Linked DNA regions of Homo sapiens: region 2 is linked to region 1. The links are chromatin loops, found by intact Hi-C in ENCODE. Cell type or tissue: GM12878. All regions are shown on one strand. Each heading gives the region's core, and the rest is flanking DNA. Links, peaks and the distances in the headings are about the cores only.

Region 1 (7,650 bases), core at 1,636-5,635:
CTGCATGCCCAGCAGGTCTCCCAGGTTAGGAAACCATCAGTCTCTGGCTATAGGTAATACGCGGAGCCCTCGTACTGAGGTAGATGCTAGAAATAATAATTTTAAAAGTAAGGCAAAAATCTTGATTTTACTTTATACCCCCTATTTGATTTTGATTAAGTTTATCTTGATTTTTTTTGACCCAGAGAAAAGCGATACTTACCTCCCCAATGTTTTAGAGATAGTAATAGGGATATAAAAAGGAAAAAGAAAATATTACATAAAAGTTAATACCCATTTGGAATTTTACTTTCTCTTTCTTTTTCTTTTGTATGTCAATAGGGGAAAATGTGAACTTAGGTAAAGAATTCCCAATGCAATGTGCTATTTCTTTTACAACTTGTGTTTTGTGTTGGAACACTTCAAAATTAGGCATAAAACTCAAAGGAAAGTCTGAAAAATCAGAAACTGGAAAGTTAACATTGAAATGTCCGGGTAATTTTTAAAGACTGTTACTTGTTTCCTTTGTTCAAACACCATTTTCTGACTATTCTGAGCAAGATTTTATTTCTGGGTAACTACTAACTTTCAGTACCAAATGGCTTAATTTAGCACAGTAGGGCCGAATGAAGGTATTCCTGAGCTGTCTCATGTTCACTTGTGCAGGCTGAGCATGCCTTATTTTCAATAGACGAGAACTGAAACTCTGTAAAGCAATTTATGAAATTCTTTAAGAGAAAACAGATCTAAAAATATCACTATTGGCATAAGAACCTTACTAATTTCCGTGATCATCAAAATCTTGATTTCTGAAAATAGGTTTGTTCCCACCTATTTAAAATTAATTATCTGATACACTGGCATAGGAATTTGTATTACAAAGAAGATATATTTTAACAATAAACTGTAGTTTTCATTTAAAACCTACGTTTTCATAAATAATTAACTAGGCTAATTATTCCAAAAATTGATTAAACCCAGTGATTAGAGGCATTCTATTTTGGGGATTTTTTCCCCCAAATTCTTCTCCAAAGGAATCCTTCCAAGTAGATGTGCATTTTTCTGGATTTTTATGTTATTGTTTAAATATTGTCACCTGAACAATTACTTAGTTTGAAGTAAGTTCTTTCAAAATGGCAGTGAAATAGTGAATCAAGCAAAAGGAAATTTATTCTTAAATTCTTATCTCACACACCTTCAATAGCTTCTTGTTTCCTCCTGATTAAAGAACAGTAGACATTTGATAATTGATACTGATTAGAATTGTGCCCACTTATTAGCAAAAGCGAAATCCGTGTCATCTAGTAAATGAATACGTTTTTTCAAGGCTCATGGAACTCATAGTCATCCTGACGGTGGCTTTCTTCTTTTACTGTTTTGTCTTCACATATGCAGAAACTTTCTTGTCACCTTATTATGTTTAGCCATATAGCTACTTTTGTATTCATTTATTCAATAAATATTTATTACATACCTTCTACGTATTAGTTGTTCTAGAGCAGGGATCCCCAACCCCTCTGCCATGGACAGTACCAGTCCCTGGCCAGTTAGGAACCTGGCCGCACAGCAGGAAGGAGATGAGCCATGGGTGAGTGAGCATTACCACCTGAGCCCCGCCTCCTGTTAGATCAGCAGCGGCATTAGATTCTCACAGGAGCGCAAACCCTGTTGTGAGCTGCACATGCGAGGGATCTAGGTTGAACGCTTCTTATGAGAATCTAATGCCTGATGTTCTGAGGTGGAACAGTTTCATCCCAGAACCACCCCTGCCCCCGGTCTGTGGAAAAACTGTCTTCCATGAAACCAGTCCCTGGTGCCGAAAGGGTTGGGGACTGCTGTTCTAGATAAGGGAGACTCCAGGTGAGTAAAAGAGTAAAGCAGATGTAGAGTTCATGTGCCAGCAGGAGAGACAAAAGCAATCAGACAAATACAAATGAAAATTTCATTACAAATTATGGTGTAGCTACATCAACAAACTATGGTTGAGATCCAGAATAATGGGAGGGGTTGCCATTTTAAATAGATTGGTCAAGGAATGCCTCTTGAAGAAAGTACCATTTGACATGGGACCCAAATGTGACAAAGAATCAACCATCTGAAAAATTAGAGGTAGAGTCCATTCCAGGTAGAGTACAGAGAGTGTGAAAAGGCTCTTGCGTGGGAAAGAGACTGGCATGTTCACCAAATGGGGAAACACAAAAAGATGGCTGTGGCTGAAGCATAGTGAGAGAGAGAGGCATGGAGTACGATAGAAGAGGAGTCTAGGTATGCAAATAAATACGGGTCTTGGTAGACAGAGTTTTCATAGGCTGCGGTAAGGAGATAGGATTTTATATTAAGTGTTTTATTTTATTTATTCTATTTTAAGGCAATCAACAAAATTGTTCAAGTATGCAAGTGACAAAATCTAATTTATGTCTTAAGAAGATCATTTATTTTGCTGGAAAGAAACCAACTGTAGGAATTTGACAACCACGTGAGGGCTGCTGTAAGTGGTAGATGATGAAAGTCTAGTTCAAGTTGATGGCAGAGAATGTATATCAATTCCTTATGTATCTTGGAAATACAGTACACATGACTTGCTGATGGATTACGTATAAGGCATGAGGGTGGGAACAAAGATGACTTTTACATTTCTGGTTGGAATGGTTGGCCGGGAGTGCCATATCCTAAAAAGGAGAAGGCTAGATTTGGGACCAATTGGGCATCAGGACTCAAGTGTTTTATTTTGCTCATTCTAAGTTTGCAGCGTCTTTGAGACACCCAGGAGAAAATGCCAAGCAGACAGTTTGAAATGTGAGGCTGGATCTCAGAAGTAAGACTTGGCCTAGGGATATAAAATGATGTTTAAATCCATGGGCCTACAATCACTGTAGACTGTACAGTTATTACAGAGTTTAGTAGATTATAAAGCTTCCTGTCTTATATGAGCCTTTAAACTTTGAGTAGGTGGATCAGCCAAGGGAAGAGACCTAGCAGCACTCTCTTTTAACTAGTTGTCCTCAAGAAGGCATTTTTTAAAGTGTGTTATGACACAAGATCAAATTCCTTTTTTTTCTTGGAGCATCTGAAACTTGGATACAGCCTCAGAATAAATAATACATTATTAAATGGTCTATAATGAGGACCCCTAGAACTTTGTTAACCTTTCATGGGAAAATTCTGGTGTATTTTCACTCACATTTTAAGGGCCCAATCAAACAATAAGTGAACAGATCATGCAGCTTCCTAAGGGGAGGTAGAGAAGTCCCACCTGGATATGAGCAGCTCCTCCACTAACATACCATAATGATGTGGAGCAGGAGGTCTCTATCCATGAATCTCAGGCTGTGCTGCCTACCAACTGCCCCTCAACAGGCTTTGGGCTACCCATCTGGGTTGCTGGTGGCGATTGCTGGCTCTGGAATCCGTTTTTTATGACCTAGTAATCAGGAGGAAACTGGTTTCATTTCCCTTGACCCACTTTCGTCAGGGGAAATTGAACTTTCGGTTCATGAGAAGAGAGCCATCAGTTGAATTTCTCCTTTTAAGGGTTTCTAACCAAAACAAGTGACAACAACAAATCAGTAACTGATTAAAAACCAACTACCTCAATCGCCTTTGTAGTGTGACTTTTTTTCTTTAAAAATATTTTTAGACCAAATAAAGAGGGTACGGTATCAAAGCCATGTGTAGATGTGGAGGGAATGAGGCTGGACTGCTTCTCCATTACAGTAAACTACTGTTCTGGAGACATTCAGAAACTCCTTAGGCTCCCATGAGGTAAATGTTTAGCCCAAGAACATGCGTTTCTGGGAGCATACCTTAACAAAGGGTGTAGATCTGTCTGACCAAGAGGCAAAATAAAAGTCAGTATTTCTACTTGAGCAATCCTGAAGGTTTATGCTTCTAGGAAGGACCAGGTTATTTAAATTGCAAGCTGGAATTCAAAAGGGATGTTATGGGCTATGTAGTCGCTTCTTCAATTTCCTTCAAGCTAAGGGGATCTTCACCAATCAGTACCACAGAAATCACCGAAAATAGGTGTCAGCCAGCTATGGATTGGGGTGAATATTACTCGGCATTTGAGGTAGCAAAGAAATAACCACTGAGTGAACACTAGAGGATGGTGAAATAGGTAAATAGGACTATTTCTTAAGCAAGAAATTGAGATGCTAGAAATTAAGAAACCCCACCGTGGGTCAAACTGGCCAAAGGCAAAAGCAGGATGAAGAAAGCAAACTTTCTGAGCACATCTTCCGCAACTGGACTCTGCCATTTTTATTAAATGAAGGAAGGGTGGGAAAAGTGACCCGGTTGAGTTTCCCTAGTTGCAGAGGCCTCCTGCTCAGTGCTGTTGAAAAACAAATGCTTGCATTTGAGAAAGTGATTGCAGGAGGAGCATCTTCCTTGGGAAATATATATGTCTGTTTTGTGACATAGATAAGCTCTTCTGGGAGATTATGTTTATCTGGCTTAAAGCAAATTTATATAAAAAGGATACACTGGACTTGATTATATGTGTCAATCGGGATAGGCTAAGTTAAATTCAGGTAACAGTGTGTTTAAGGTATATGACCATTCTGTACTACTGACCGTACCAAGCTTCTTTCTTCCAAGATGAGCGCAGGCTGATGGAGCAGGCCCAAGAGGAGCACTTCCAGTTACAGGTCAGAGGCAAAAGAGAACATGGAGGAACCGTGAAAAACAGTGTTAAAGATCTCAAAGCTTTGCCCAGGGGCCTCTAGAACTGCCTATGATTTTTATAGAAATTTTATTCATAACTGCCAAAAACTGGGAGGCAACCAAGATGTCTTCCATCAGTGGATGGATAAACTGTGGTACATCCAGACAGTGGAATATTATTCAGCTATCAAGCCACAAAAAGACATGAAGGAAACTAAATCCGTACTAAGTGAAAGAAAATAATCTGAAAAGCCTATGTACTGTATGACTCCAACTGTATGACGTTCTAGAAAGGTCAGAACAATGGAGATAGTAAAAGGATTTGTGGTCACCAGGGGTTAGGAGGAATGGAAGGATGAATAGGTTGGGCACAGAGAATTTTTAGGGCAGTGGAACTATTCTATATGATACTACAATGGTGGACACATGTCATTATACATTTTTCAAAGCTCGTAGAATGTGCAACACCGAGAATGAGCCCTGATGTAGAAACTGTGGACTTTGGGTGATAATGATGTGTCAATAGAGGTTCATCAATTACAACAAGTGTACCACTGTGATATGGGATGTCAGTAGTGTTGTGAACATGTGGGGACAGGGGTGCATGGGACCTCTGTCCTTTCCTTTCAATTTTCCTGTGAACCTAAAACTGCTATAAAAACATAAGATTTATTAATTAAGAAAAAAGGGGGAGGAATACATCTTTTTTTTTTTCACACAATTTGTTATGGGCCAACATGGTATGGGGACATATATTCTCTCCATAAGGAAGGGCAGAGAATATTTTGGAGAACAATACAATACACTATTAGAATGTATTTCTTAAGATCAAAAACCATACCTCATTTAGCCCTGTAGCCACTGGAGGGACTAACACAGTGCCCTACATGTAGCTGATGTTCAGTTAAATTAAATGAATTAATCTTGAAGTAGAAGTATCTTAGAAACATGAAGGAAATAGACATCTAGATTTAATAATGAAGACTATTCACCAGTAATATTTAAACTATGCATTATTAATTGCAGGTTATAGTAATTGATGTGCATCTTAATAGACGTCATTGTGTGCCAACAGCAAACTCGTGACACAGAATATAACAGAATAATGCAGTTGCTCTGAAAGCACATTGGAGATGTACATCAATTTGCGTATAATGGGTAGTGTGAACTAGTTCATTGGAATAACTTCTATTTTGACTATAAAAGGTACACATCCCATTGTAGTAATTTTGGATAATCCATGAAGATAAAGAAGAAAATAAAAATCATTTAATTTAACCAATCATAGAAAATCATTCTACAGTCAATCTGTTTTTGCTGTCACCATTCAGTTGCTTTATACAATTTTCCATTGTAGTAAATTACACAGAACATTAAATTTACCATGTCAGCCATTTTTAAGTGTACAGTTCAGTAGTGTTAAGTACATTCATATTTTTGTGCAATCAGTCTTCAGAAATTTTTCCTCTTACAAAACTGAAACTCTATGCCCATTAAAGAACTCCCCATTTTCCCCTACCCGTACCCCTTGGCAGCCATCATTCTACTTTATTTCTCTTGCTGTGAATTTGACTATTCTAGACACTTCATTTAAGTAGAATCATAAAGTATTCATCTTTTTGTGACTGGCTTATTTTACTTAGTATAATGTTCTCAAGGTTCATCCGTGTTGTAGCATGTGTTAGAATGTCCTTCCTTTTTAAGGATGAATAATAATTCATAGTTTCTATATATCATATTTTGTTCATCCATTCATCCATCAATGATCAGTTGTGTTGCTTCCACTTTTTAGTTATTGTGAATAGTGCTACTATGAACATAGGTGTACAAGTGTCACTTCAAGACATTGCTTTCAATGTTTTTGGCCATATACCCAGAAGTGGAACTGCTGGATCTTATGACAACTCAATTTTTAATATTTTGAGGAACTGCCAAACTTTTTCAGAGTGGCTGTACTATTTTACACTCCCGTCAACAGTAGACAAGGGCTCCAGTTTCTCCACATCCTCACTGACATTATTTTCTTTTTTTGTTTTTGTTTTGATAGTAGCCAACCTGATGGGTGTGAGGTGATATCTCATTGTGGTTGTTACTTTCCTGATACGTATATGAGATAATTGTTAAAATTATATCAGATACTTTACAGTTAAGATGTCTTTGGCTGTAAGTAATAGCCAGCGGGTGGGGGAGAGTAACTTTTTCCTTCCTAATATGAAGTCTGAAGTTTGTAAAGACTGTGATAAAGAAAAATTTGGGCATCTTACCTGCAATAGTTTCAGTACAACATGACTCCTTATTTTTCTTCACCAATTTCTTTCTGCCTTTACCCATTCCTTAAATGCCATTGTCCTAATGGTTCTGTTCCTGAACTATATGTACCCTCTAGGCAAGCTCACCCTTTCCCGCAGCTCCAATGGCTTTCTTCACTAATGACCCCTAGCTCTAGTATCTCCAGGTGAAGGAATGTCTCCTGCGTTCCAAGCTGCATATCCATCTACCTCCTACATACTTCCCTATGGATGTGCCACAGGCACATGTGCAAAACTGAAACCATTTTTTCCTTCGAAACCGTCTCCTTCTTGGTCATTAGCTTCACCATCCTCTAATCAGAAACTTGAGTGTCATTCTTGAGTTTCCCCTCTCTATGTTTTACTTTACTGTGTCCTGTCTGCTGCATTTCTTAACACTCTTTAGCATTGCCCTTACCCTAATTCAGAGCCTCATTTGTCTCTTGAAATATTGCAAAGATTTAAATATGACTTTAGCTCACTGTTTATGCCTAGCTTCCACTCCGTCCTCCACACTGCTGACCCCGATTCTTCCCCACTAGGCACTCAGTCCCTGTAGAGAACAGTCCAATTTCCTGAGCTTGGCAAAAGAGACACTTCATTACCTGGGCCTTTTGAGTGTGTGTGTGTGTGTGTGTGTGTGTGTGTGTGTGTGTGTGTGTATGTGTGATGGAGTCTCTGTCACCCAGGCTGGAGTGCAGTGGTGTGATCTCAGCTC
Region 2 (7,650 bases), core at 1,383-5,382, 120 kb after region 1:
CAAAGTGGATGACGTTGGACTCCCATTTCTCACCATATGTAAAAATTAACTTAAGGAGGGGCACAGTGGCTCACGCCTGTAATCCCAGCTATCTGGGAGGCTGAATTGGGAGAACTGCTTGAGCCCAGGAATTTAAAACCAGCCTGGGTAACAGGGTGAGACCCCATTTCCACAAAAAATTAGCCAGGCATTTTGGCGTCCACCTGTAGTCATAGCCACTCAGGAGGCTGAGGTGAGAGGATTGCTTGAGCCCGGGAGTTTGAAGTTACACTGAACTATGATCTCACCACTGCACTCCAGCCTAGGTGACAGTGTTGCTTTCATTCTGTAAAAACAACATTCACAGAATGGTTGTAATGCTGTGCCATGGAACATCATCAGTAATACCTGGTGGTGCTGGGTAAAGTATGTGAGGGATTTCTTGGTTCAGCCAAGACCAGGAAAAGGAGAGCAAGTACCAAGAGGAGACCCATGTATGCTGGGGAAGCAAGAGCGGGAGAGGCAGGGTGCATGGAGGGTTTAAGAGATCAGGCTATTTCTCAACATGGTGAGAGGTTAACAAATGATTGCTTTCCTTCTCCACACTCAAATTTGCTATAATGGAAAGTTTTTGTTTCAATGCTGTATTAGTTTCCTGGAGGCTGCAGTAACAAATTACCACAAATAGGGTGTGGAGAGGTGGTAAAGCAACAGAAATTTATCCTCTTACAGTTCTAGAGGCTAGAAGTTCAAAGTCAAGGTGCTGGCAGGACCTTCCTCTCTCTGAAGGCCCTTGATGAGAATCCCTCCTTGATGCATCCTAGCTTCTCATGGCTCCCAGCAATCCTTACTGTTCATGCCTTGGCTTGTAGCTGCAGTCTCCACCTCTGCCTTCACAAGGTTTTCTCTGTGTGACCTCTCCTCTTCTTGTAAGGATACCTGTCGTTGGATGTAGGGGCCACCCTGAACCAGTGTGATCTCGTTATAACTAATTATGTCTGCAAAGAACCCATTTCCAAACAAGGTCACATTCACAGGTTTCAAGGGTTAGCACTTGAACATATATTTTGAGGGCATACAATGTAGGCCACTATAAAACGCTTTCCCGTAGAAGAGTTAGGGCAATAGGAAATCCTTTTATATATGTTGAATCTGTGTCTCTGGCTTTTTACTTCATATGGTGCTGCAAAACAGTCTGATCTCATGGTGGCCTGCTGATGGCAGAGAAAATAGCCTGGAATTACTCAGCCTGGGGGCTAAGGGACTAAGTCGGATTATTATTTGACAAGTTTAACATTTTCCAGTATTTTGTAACTGAAATGCCATCACATGGCTGCTATGTTGCTCTGCATGGTTGACAGGGAGTTTTAGCTCAGGGATACTATTTAGTGAGATAATATATTCATCTAATATTACATATATATTTCATACTTAAAAATCTCTCCTGGCTTTAACCCAAAGAACAAAAAAAGGTAAAATAAACTGAATTCACATCACACCTTATACTGTAACTTTTTGATGCATTCTTCAAAAAAGCTGCAGATGAGGAAATCTTATATAAGTTTGTAGATGACAGTTCTTCAGAAGCAATTTTAATGACAGAAGTAGACAAAGAATTACGCAGTTCTAAGAAGTGAGATAAATATATATTTCTTACGCAATACACCATTTAATACTATTCATACTCTTCTACCTTAATATTAGCCTAACTTCATAAAGTTGGAATACACTGCACAGATCATAAGCCTAAAATATTAAAATATCTGAATACAGTCATGAAAGAAAAAAATGGATAAAGAATTGCAAGGAGGAAACTTGGTCTCAGTCTTCAAGTGCTTTCTCTTGCAGAAGAGCCATTCCTGTGTTCTCACCACAGAGCCTACTAAACATGAATTGTGTGCATCAAAAAGGGTACTTGATTTAATGAGCATGATTACCTGTTCCCTCAAGCTTTAAGGTCTTCTCAAAATATATTAAGTCATTTCAGCATAATCAATATTTACATCATTATATTTGAAGCAGAAAGGTCAAAAGCAAAGGGAAATAGGTGGGTTAAAATCACTAAGAAGTAATAATTGAGACTGAGGCATGATAAGAATCACCACCTCCAAAAACTTTCACAACTCTGATACCATTAAGTGGAGGAGTAGAAATATTACAAAGACAAGCTAATACAACTACAGGTGTCTACAATGATAATATTGAACCATCAAGAAAAGATTAAATAATGTTTAGTATATTTTCTTCAAGGTATAGACTTACATAATATTTATTAGAAAAATTCCCAACAAATTTGGTTAAATATTTAATATTCACCATTGGTAGGCCAAATTTTTCTTATTTGCAGTATTCTTTCATTCATAATAATCATTCCCAAAGGATACCAGGCAAATGATATGTTTCTCTAAGATTGCCTTACTTGCTCTCACTTCATATATGTGAAATTAGGTAGTATCATGAAAAGCAAGAACAACATGGTAAAGTATTTGTAAATGTTCCAACTAGAGGTTGGAGGTTAATGATTAACAATCATTAGAAGTACTTCGGGAGGGAGCTTCAAAAATATTGGTCCTGGGGCCTACTCACCACAGACCAATTAAATCAGGACCTCTCGGGATTGGATCTGAGCTTGAGTTCTTTGTAAAACTTCCCCAAATGATTCTAGTGTGAAACCAGCTTGGAGAAAGCTGTCAACCACTTTCTAAGTCAAGAATACTCCCCCTTTATAGAGGGGATTGTGAATCAGCTGGCTTCTGTGTCTTCTGGAATATGAGTCAGGATGGAAACCTGCCTTTAAAATTATGTTTCTAAGCTTTGGAAAATAATCCACAAGGGAAAGAAAAATTTTCTGATGAAAATTGTTACTTCATAAAATGTTCTAGTGATAGGATCAAACAATAAAAGGACATAGTGATTAAGGAATCTCATTCACCATGAAAACGACTTAAGGTATAAGTCAACATCTGCAAACAGCATCTCAGAAATGCCCACACTAAATGCATGACTGCAGTTCTATAAAAGGTTGTTCTTGGAACTTTACTTTTGGAAAGTAAGCTTATAAAATCACCTGATTACTAAATTAAAATTGAACCTACTAGTAATAGCCATAGAATGCTTGTCAGAGGCTTTGGAAGGTATATTTGGAGGGAAGGAGAGGGATGGGACAGTGTAAGTGTTCTTTATTTTCTTGTAAGTGTTCTTTATTTTCAATAAAGCCTCCTCTTCAGAAAAATATATTCCAAACATTAAAAATTATTAGTTTTGTGTGATGAAACCATCAATGTGAAATATTTTGGAAAAATATTATGTTATCACTAAATTAATTATTCTCGTGAAAAGTTACTTACTCAAGTTTTAAAGTAACAAATCATCTGTCCTACACCAAATGTTTTATACGCCTCCCAAATGATGCCATTTGAGCTAGTGGGAGAGACATTGACACAGTGAGCTGGAAGGAGAAATGTTGCTGCCTAAGAGTAGGTTGTCCCCAGAGGAAGAACAAAGTGAGGCTTGGCTTTGCACTTTCTGTTAAATAAGCTGCAGGGTAATAAGAGGGGAAAATGAAATAAAGCCATTGCAAAACAACCTACCTGAGAGGTGCCAAGTGCGAATGAAACCACCCTGTATTAGTGATGACACAGTGCAGTAGTGCATCTCATCTACAAAGGGACTTTCTCAGAGAATGAGAGAGATCCGGTTCTTTAATAAGAGGAACTTGAGCCATTTTGTCAAAAACTAAATTTTAACACAGAGCTTCTGAACATTTAAACTATGCTACTGTAACATGTGAAGGATCCTATTGTGAATAGCATAAATTTCTATTTCAATCATTAGCATGCTAAAGTGAAACAAGCTGCAGTAGAAAAGGCCTTTGTAAAGGGAACCTAGAAAGAAGACTTTACAAACAGAATTTAAAACAGACATAAGTTCAGGACAAAATTAGTCAGAACTCAAGAAATTCTCCCCCTAGTACTCATAGTCAGCCCTAGCATTTTCTAGATAAATGTATGCATTGGTAGAATGTCTGTGATGTTTAATAACTAGACTTATCATTGGCCATTTTAACTTTATAGCTGTAACATTAATTATAGACTATGTCAATGGCCCTTTCAAATGGCTTTTATTTCTCGGTGAAAATAAAATAATAATAGAATATGGCCGGGCGCGGTGGCTCACGCCTGTAATGCCAGCACTTTGGGAGGCCAAGGCGGGTGGATCACAAGGTCAGGAGATCGAGACCATCCTGGCTAACACGGTGAAACCCCGTCTCTACTAAAAATACACAAAAATTAGCCGCGCATGGTGGTGGGCTCCTGTAGTCCCAGCTACTCGGGAGGCTGAGGCAGGAGAATGGCGTGAGCCCGGCAGGCAGAGCTTGCAGTGAGCTGAGATCGCGCCACTGCACTCCAGCCTGGGCGACAGAGCAAGACTCCGTCTCAAAAAGAAAAAAAAAAATATATATATATATATATATATGTATATATAAAATAATATGAATATTAGAATATGAATGGTATTGTGATAGTTTTCCAAAGAGAAATTATTTATACTTTCAGGGAGTCAACATTGTAGTCAATATTACATGAAAATTAAGTAGATATATGGAAAGATCAGGCTGGCGTTTGTTGGATACATTTACTATATCTTACTGCAATATGGGAGAAATTCAGTAAGTAGCAATGGATTTATTTAATCCTTTAAAAGGGATTTCTTGATATTATAAGAGTTAATATTAACTGGGACTACTCTGATTTGCCAATTTTTAATAATCCATCAATCTGACATTTACATTTTGGCTTTGTTCAAATTATGTCCAAAAAACTGCTAATAGCTAAGCAAGAAAAACATTATATATAACACAATACTGAATAAAAGAACTCTTCAAAATTATTATTATTTATATGGTGGATCTTATTCTTTACTGATCTCTGTATTGTGTAATTTCTTAAAATTGGTACTGGACCGATGTAAAAGTTATTAAATACATTGATTTTAGTCCATTGGTTTTTATATGTTTTCAAGCAAGAAGCAGACATGAAATCTATTATCTTTGAAGTAAGAATATGTATTTATGGAGTATTTCAAGTTCAATAATTATTTCTTCCCAAAATAATAGTTTCTATATTTAATATGTAAAATAATTCTTATAGAAACCTAACAATTCTGCCATATTTTGCTGCAAATTACATAAATGAAATTGTAGTTACAAGATATTAGAATGGCTGTAACCCACAAACCCTGCTGTTAAAACTAGAAAATAGAAAATTAATCTGGTACTATAAGGAGAGAAGAGAGGAGAGATAAATTACAGCCGGTGTGGCAAGAGTTGTGGGATAAATATTATCCTAATACCTATTTCAGCATCAAATAGGTATTCACTCCAGTCTGTCTATATTCATAATCTCCCTTTCTCTTTTATTCACTATTTTTTTCTTCCCCGGCATACTTTCTATTTAACTACACTGTAGAATAAAATTATTAAAAAATACTGTTTATTCCTTTTTGAAATTTCCAAAAATAGCAGTCAATTTGAAATGTTCATATTCCAATAACTACAAGAATATATAAGCCATCAACATCAAGGGAATTGTACTTGTTTCTTTCCCCTCATCTCTAATGAAGTTAAATTTTGGCCTGTCTGAGAAGAGCTGGTCTAACAGTTTTAATTGTGCAGAGATGGAATAGGCTGCCACCTGAGGTAGTAACCATCCTGTCAGAAACTGAACAAACATCTATGACAGCCAGCCTCCAAGATGGCCTCTGCTCACCACCCTCTCCTGGTTGGTATTCACACCTTTGTGTGATCTTGTCCGGAATTTCAGTAATGATATGTGACCAATAGAATATGGCAGAAGTGATAGTATGTCCCTTCCAAGATTTGGTTGTAAAAGGCACTGCATCGTATATTTTGGTCAATCTCTCTCACTCCCATGGATCACTCACTCAGGGAAGCCGGCTGCCATGTTGTGAGTGGCCCTGTGGAGAGACCTACGCAGTGAGGAAGTGAAGCCTCTTGTCAACAGCTTGTAGAAGTGGATCCTTGTGCCACAGCCTAGTTGTCAGATGACTGCAGCCCCAGCTGACAGCTTCACTGCAGCCTCATGTGCGATCCTGAGCCAGAACCACCCAACTAAACTGCTCCCACAATCCCAAACCTCAAATTGGGTGAGATAATAAATGTGTGTTGTTTTAAATTGCTAAGTTTTGGAGTAATTTTGTATGCAGCTGTAGATAAGTAATATACCATCTGACAGGAATATTTCCTTTGGGTGCAAGATGAGATTTTATGATTACTCACATATCTTCTAATTCTTGTGTTTGTTAAAACAAATGGAGGTGGGGAGAAACTTCCCATTAAGCATTTTATAACCAGACAATGTAACTGTAGAGTTTAACCAAAGTAATTTGTAGGGCAACAAAATGTTTCTGCAAGGGAAGGAGCAATAGCAAGTAATCTTTGTAGTTTCCCATTGATAGTCCATTTATCTCTGCCACAAATTAGAAGTTGTAAAGATTAGGTGCACAGGTGGGCAGGTAAGACATAGCATTAATCACAGTATTAAGACAGCAGTTGACTGTAATATTAGGCTCATTAGATAGGTAGATAGATACACACACACACACACTCATTACAGTGATAGAAACAAATATTGGTCTTCAGTCTCATCAGGATATTGTGTTTGTGATAAGCTATTGTCATAAAATGTCCCAAACCAATACACAAACCTAATAAAAAGTCAGGCAGAAGAAAAAGAAAAGGCAAATAGTTGCAAAAGAGTAAGGTAAGAGTTGTTCAACTAAGGCAGCTATCAGTGGGTGGGTGAGCACATTAGTAAACTCAGCACCTGAGATGAGTGTATGGATATCAGACTTGATCAAAATGCCAAATTTATATAAAGATTACACTTGGAGTCTTTTATTTGCTTGTAAATGTTATCTAATGAGTTACTAAAAATTATACATATAGCCCATATGCTGATTTCAAAAATCATTTTAAAAAAATCACAGACAGCTTGTTTGCCCAGAATGCAGTTGATTTTTGATCATTGTTGTCATAAGACATGGATGTATGTAATCATCTGAAATTTACCCAAATATCATTGAGCTTTTAGTTTTGACTTTCCAGCAACTGGTGCACCTGGAGAAACTTGTGCTGTCTGCTGTCTTTAGATAGAAATTTGCTGGAAGTATGAAAGAGCAATTGAAATAATTATTTTTACTTTCTTGATCTCCTCTTGTTGCCTGCTAATCAGGGAAATAAAGAAAAAAGTGAACAGACAAATAAAGAAGCAAAGGTCCTCCCCAGTCAGCTCTGAAGATACCTATGCTCTGTGCTCCCCGTTGATCTAGCGAGGCCTTCAAAAATGATTTAGCCCACTAGGAGTTCTCCAGTTCTTAGGATAAGCATTTATGCCCAAATTGCCATTATAGTGATTTTCTGTGCTCTCTAGTCTGTGGCATTGTATTTTTATCATCCAAGCAAGTGATTAGTGGAATCTATTCATGCTTTATCTGTGGCAAACTCAAATTTACATTCTTTCCCAGCTTGAGGGCTGTATAGTTGGATGGAGTGTAGAGCTACTTATAAAGGGCCTGCAAGAAGAAGTGATGGAGGTTGGTTGGCTAATGGGTAGTTTTATTCAATATAATTTATTTTGAAAAATCAGCTAA

The links. Hi-C counts contacts between places; a loop is a spot of excess contacts. Peaks named below come from ENCODE experiments on the same cell type or tissue, not always from the same donor. Only the 100,000 strongest peaks of a DNase experiment are listed, where the experiment ranks them.
Region 2: it touches region 1 in a loop (2.2-fold over the local background); 1 of 110 quality-filtered maps calls a loop at or near these places.

Annotation. Positions count from the first base shown.
Region 1 is chr18:4,387,875-4,395,524 of GRCh38, reverse strand. The region is part of intron 1 of DLGAP1 (DLG associated protein 1); the gene reads left to right. Among named protein-coding and RNA genes, the nearest start is that of DLGAP1, 64 kb to the left of the region's middle. In GM12878, for the core only: no CTCF peak of the experiment used is centred there; a DNase peak (open chromatin) is centred at 3,464; H3K27ac peaks cover 538 bases.
Region 2 is chr18:4,266,139-4,273,788 of GRCh38, reverse strand. The region is part of intron 1 of DLGAP1 (DLG associated protein 1); the gene reads left to right. The region is part of intron 1 of DLGAP1-AS5 (DLGAP1 antisense RNA 5); the gene reads right to left. Among named protein-coding and RNA genes, the nearest start is that of DLGAP1-AS5, 5.4 kb to the right of the region's middle. In GM12878, for the core only: no CTCF peak of the experiment used is centred there; a DNase peak (open chromatin) is centred at 3,598.